Regions from separate parts of the Homo sapiens genome. Here region 1 is linked to region 2. Evidence: chromatin loops called from intact Hi-C (ENCODE). Cell type or tissue: chondrocyte. All regions are shown on one strand. Links, peaks and the distances in the headings refer to the core of each region. The heading gives the core; the rest is flanking DNA. Region 1 has its middle 160 kb from the start of INSC. Region 2 has its middle 130 kb from the start of C11orf58.

Region 1 (2,907 bases), core at 142-2,641, 1.3 Mb before region 2:
TGAGCCAGTGAAACATGTTAAATTTGTTGGAGTCAAACTCCCTGACCTCTCTTTGGGCCTAGTTTCCCCCTCTGGATGTAGAGCTCTGGGCTACATGATCACCAAGGTATTTTTTTGTCTCTGAAATTTGATCAATTCAGTCCATCATTCTATGGCCATTGATCCTCATGTCTGGCAATAGCATTTTGTTTCAAGTTCTCTTTAGGTTACTATTTTAATACTTTGGGGGGTGTATAGCGGTGTTACAAACCCCTTGAAAATCTGATGAAAGAGTTAAAACCTTTCTCCCTAGAAAAATGCACTGACACAAAACTTGTACTTAAAATTTCCTGAGGTTTGTAACTCCTAAAAGCTAATTTGTGGTCTCTAGAGGTTGAGAAGCCTAATTTTGATTTGTGTCCCGATTTTATTTCTTACTCTGGCATTTACCTGATTTTTAAACTTGCAAGCCATATTAAGTGATTTTTTTTTCATTTTTTTCAACATTTTGTTTTGAAAAATTTCAAAACTACAGAAAAATAGAAAGTTCTGATGGATATTCACATACCCTGTAACTATTAATAGATTCACCAACTGTTACATTTGCCATCTTCTCCTTGTTCTTTTTCTCCTCCTCCTTCTTTTCCCCCCTTCATCCCTCTCTTATCCACCCCCCCACCCCTTATGCCGGAGGCTGGGTCTTTGGAGATGTATGAAACCCAGCCTCTTCCCTTTCCTCTTCACTAATCTTGTGGGATGATAAGACAAAGACGCTGTTAATTGCGTAGAAAGCAAACTTCACCAGTGCCACATTAGAGCCATAATAAGATACTGTGGAGTGAGAGAAGAGAAACATTTCTACTAGAGGCAAGGGTCTGGGGACAGATTGGTAAAAGGAATCACGAAAGGATAGGGTAGCAGTTACCCTATCCTTGAAGAATGGGCACTTTTGGTGTAGGTTATAGTGTGAGCAAAGGCATAGAACTGGCTTGGAGCAGAGTGAATATGAGCAATGACAGATACAGTTCTCCTTTGGACTTGTTTGTATTATTTTTCTATCTGACTGGCCTGATCCTAAATGAATCCATCCCCTACCAAAGCCTTTTAGAAAATATCCCTGAGAGGGCTAGTACTGTGGGTCATTTCTGGAGCCCTTCATCCCTTTATCAATGAAAGAGAAGAGACAGCTTTTTCTGCTCACATGACTCTTGGATAAGGAGCAGGTGATGATTACTATACAACCTGGCCTCCTCTCCCCATCTTATCTCTTCCCCTTCCTGGGATCAGGTAGGGGTTGACCCAATCTTCTCAGCCAGAACTGCCAGCATTGAGTGTTCACCAATTTTGAAATCCATTGAAAAGCAAGGACCACCTGTGATTTTCTGATGAGCCACAAGAGGGGGAAGTGTGAACACAAATGAAAAAGGGGGGAAAAAGAACCCACACAAAAACAAAACCCAGCTGGGAAATGAACAGCTTTTCCGAGGCCCTCATTTCTGATGCAGGCTAGCAGTTTCAATCTGTTACGTTTCTCTGTCTATGTCTCTGTCGCCTCTCTCTGTCACTATTCTTTCTCTGCCCCTCTCTCACTTTGTCTCTTACTTTCCCGCTGGAATTTCTCTGGGAAAAAAATGCAAATTTGTTTTTCTGCCTCTAGGTTCAAAAATCAGTTGCACAATTTCTAGATGGAGGGAGTTAAGGATCTAAGAGGCTTTAAGTTTAATTTGAATATCAGTCAATGGGGAGTTTTTGCAGTTAAGCTCCTCACTCCTCACAAAAACAAAACAGAAAAGCCTAAGTGAAATCAGTGCCGTTTGGCCACATTAATATTAACAGTTAACAATTGTGTAGCCCTCTCCTTGTGCCAGGTGCTGTTCTAAGTGCTTTGCACGCATGAACTCTGTTAATCCTCCTAGCTACCCTCTGGGGTTGGTACTATTATTGTCAGCGTTTTACAGATGAAGAATCCAGGGTACAGAGATGTCAAAGGGCTTGGTCAATATCACACAGCTAGTGTCAGAGCTGGGATTTGAAGAGGGCAGTCTGGGTCGAGACTTTCAGCTCTTAATCTCTCTATAGTAGCTAGATCTTAAAATTAATGAGTGTATAGTGTTCAAAACAAAGGAGGTGATGACCCTAATACAGCCTCCCACAGTCAAATCAGATCTGGTTGTGTTCAACTCATAGGATCATATATTTAAAGAGATAGTTGACATTTGGAGCTGCCCGTATGCAGGTGATGAGGGTAATAGAAATAAGGTCATATTGCAACCATTTGGTTCAAGTGAGGGGGTTTAGTCTGGCAAAAACAAAACAAAAGAACCCGAGAGTGGAGGCCAGAAAAATTGTTCTCAAATATTTGCAGAGACTCTGAGACCTCTCTCTTTCTCTGGAGGTTCAGCAACTTTCTTTCACAGATAGTCCCCTGCCTATGGACACTTCCTGAGCAGGGGGATGCTCTGTGGCTTATTTGGGCCAAGGTTTCCTGATCAGTCCCAAGACTGGCAGGAATTCCATTATCTGGGAAGAAGACTGACCCTCAATCATTTGAGCTTCCTTTGCCTCCCACGGGGTTGTTCAACCAGGGCTTACTTTCCCAGACTGTGGGGTTAGGTCTGCATGTATCAGTGATAAAATGCAATTTGACATGTCCTTATGAGTCACTTCAAACATAATAGGAGTATCTTTTCCTTAAAAATAATGCATATTTAATATAGAAAATTTAGAAATTATAGTAAAGTACAGAAAAAAATATCTTACACTATCCCATCACCCTGAGGAAGCCAGTGGTAACATTTTATTATACTTTCTCCTGGGCCTTTTTTCCTGTGCATATATCCTCGTCCACAATCTTCTTAATGGTTCTGAAAGGAATCCTTTCCGGAGAGCCATAAAAAAAAAACTCAGAGAAATGTCACAGTCCATTAT
Region 2 (2,907 bases), core at 250-2,749:
AGCCCAGTTTGCCGCAAGGACGGCTTCGGGCCACCTCTAGCCCTAAACTTCAAGCGCGGCCCTCACAGGGTCTCACACACAAAAGCAGCCCAGGACAGCCCATCTCGCTAACAGCCCAGCCCCGCCAGTTCAGTCGAAGACTTATTTTTAGTCCCCAAATAGGGGCTGCATTCAATATCTGACAATTCACACAAAACAACATTTTCAAACTTGGTCCGCCTAAGAGACCGTAAATAAAACTCAAAACAAGCTGGCGACTGCCACCTTTTATCTGCTCCGAACACACCAATTCTTTTTATCTTAAAGCTCTGCGGAGCGCCGGGGAAGCAGCCCGGCACCGAGCTAATCTGCCCTCAGCAGCCCCGGGCCGCTCCTCCCGGCATCGGAGCACAACCCCAGCAGCCTTTGCACAAGCCCTTTCCCTTCTCTGCCCGGCCCTTTAAGGGAGAAGGAAGAAAGCAGCTCCCGCGGGAGCGGCCGGGCTCGGGCTGGGTCCCGGGGCGGGTGGCAGCACCGCCCCCTGCCCTGGGCCGAGCCCGGGAGCAGCGGACCGCGGCCCCGGCTGCAGAGGAACGGCGGGTGGCGGGGCCCCGGCAGGGCGCCGAGAAGGACGGAGGGCGCCGGCTGGGCTCAGGGACGCGGGGCGGGGAAGAAACGTGCCGGCGACCGTGCGCTCGGCCGGGTGACTCCCTGGCGAAGTCCGCGCCCGGCGGGGCTGAACTACCCCTCGCCCCCGCTCCCGCCAGGTCAGGCACCACTGCCCTCGCGGCCAGGGTAAAGAGGACCACAGATCAGTCAGCCTTGGATTTCGGATGGGCTTGGAATTCGGTTTGTTTATTCCTGAAAAGATCATTAAAAAGTACTGTCCAAAAACGGGGGGAGGGGGAAGGAAGGGCGACAAGCGGAGGGAGCTGGAGGCAACTCGAGCGGTGTCCCGAAAAAGTTGCGGCGGAGCGGCGGTGGGGTGAGGGTGGGAGGAGGGAGCGCAAGCGTTTTCTAGCGACCCGGGTTTTCTTCATGAACTCCTCCGAGTAAACTTTATCCCGGCGAGAGAGCGGCGGAGATCCTCGACTCCCGCCCGCCCTCAACCAGTGTCAACCCCACAAACAGCCTAAGTTTCCAAACCGAAATGGGGGTGGGGTGGGGGTAGCATTAAGAAGCCCAGAAGCTCAGCGGGTCCTCCCGACCTCCCGCACCCAGAGCCTGGGTGACACTGAAGCGCTCCGAACACTGTGGCGTCTCAGTCACACAGCGAATCAACCCAACACTTTTCAAGAAAACAAAATATTTGCTAGGAAACTTACTTTGCATTTAGTCTCTATTCTTTGGGGGATGCGGTTTAGGTCGGCTCGCAAGGGAAGCCCGTTTTGTCCAGGTTGGATATTGTCTACGTATGGATCAGCCCTTGGATGAGGGTTTATTTTAATTTATGGCTTATGCATTCTTTTAAGGTCGATTTACATGACCTCCGGCTACAACTAAGACAGCCGAGGAGGGCACTCCAGTCGTCAGTCGGCCAAACCCACAATTAAAACAGCCCTCCCCCTAGTCTCGGTGTGACTAGGGCTCTCCCGGGGTAGGCTAGCTGCCTGCCTTTCTCTTTCTCTCTTCTCTCTTTACTTCCCTCTTTTTTCTTTTTTTTTTTTCCTTTATATCTTTCTTTTTTTAGTATCGCGAAATAAGAGGTGGTATCAGTTTTTTAAAAGTTTCAGTGTAACTTTCTCTAAACCCAAGCCTGCGGCGGTAACAAGAGATACAGCGCTCACAAAGCCCTCGGGATGTTGCCCTCTTGTGGGCACGGAGGGCATTACCGCCTAGCGGTCCCATCTGAACCTTCAAAGCCGACACGCATTTGCTTTCACAGAACGAGGAGGGATGACTACACACGCAGCCACAAAAGCTTCCTCTATCACACACTTGAGCGAACTTCAATGAAATACCTACCTCGAACTTCACGGAGACTTACAAATTCATTCTCTAAGCCACCTGACTTCTTTTTCACATCATTCCCAATTATATAGATTAGAATACCAATGCGGGGAGGCGGAGGTGGAGGAGTGAGGTGGGCCGAGAGGGCAGACAGATTTCCGGACGAATACTTAGGATGGCGATAACAGCTTTCTGTTGTCAAAGGTTGCGTTGTGTCCCTGTCCCTGCCCTTTTGCCTTAATGTCCTACGCACAGTTATCTACGGCTACAACATGTGTTTTCTCAGGGTGGATTTTTTGGAGGGGAGGTGAAGGGGAGAAAAACAGACCCCCGCCACGCAGATCTGTCACTCCGGAACAAGGCGCAACTCTCCAAGAGGGGGACGCATCCTCGGGATCAGCGCGTCCACCAGCGAGCGGCGGGCGCCCGGGCCCCTTTCTCTCCCTCCACTCCCCCTCCGCGTCGGCCCCTCGGAGCGCCCTCCTCCCGCTCCTCCTCCTCCTTTCCCCTCCCCAGCCAAGTACGCAAACCCGCCCCGGCCCGGCAGCCGCGGCTCCCGGCCACCCGCGCCCTCTCGGGGCTCCGCTCGCTCGGCTCTCGTCCCTCTGCCTGTCCTGCCCCAGCCCCTCGGTCCCAGCTCACAGAAACTAACCCTGGAGTGCCCGGAAGGGCAGGAGCGGAAGACGCCGGGGGACGGCGGCCCGGCCCTGGGCTCCTGCCCCCTGCCCCCTCCGGCGCCCCAACAGGTAGCTCACAGCGGGCCGCGCGCCCTGGCTCTGCCTCCCTCGCTCTCGAGATCGCTCGCTCCGTCCCGGTTACCTGGGCGGGCTCCAGGATGGTACCGCGCGGGAGGGCTCCTTGTGCGCTGCGCCGCAGGAGTAAATGGCATTAAAGAAAAAGGGAAAGATACAAATAAAAAAAATTAAAAGGAAGGGGAGTCGGTGCTAGGTCAATTGTCACAGTCCGGGGAGCAAGGGA

The links. Peaks named below come from ENCODE experiments on the same cell type or tissue, not always from the same donor. Only the 100,000 strongest peaks of a DNase experiment are listed, where the experiment ranks them.
Region 1: it touches region 2 in a loop (2.4-fold over the local background); 2 of 110 quality-filtered maps call a loop at or near these places.

The regions. Positions count from the first base shown.
Region 1 is chr11:15,275,434-15,278,340 of GRCh38, forward strand. No RefSeq gene overlaps it. Among named protein-coding and RNA genes, the nearest start is that of INSC, 160 kb to the left of the region's middle. In chondrocyte, for the core only: a CTCF peak has its summit at 1,399; no DNase peak of the experiment used is centred there.
Region 2 is chr11:16,604,597-16,607,503 of GRCh38, forward strand. It overlaps a transcript of SOX6 not described here. Among named protein-coding and RNA genes, the nearest start is that of C11orf58, 130 kb to the right of the region's middle. RefSeq lists an enhancer at 2,526-2,907. In chondrocyte, for the core only: a CTCF peak has its summit at 1,777 (motif pointing left); DNase peaks (open chromatin) are centred at 1,814 and 2,401.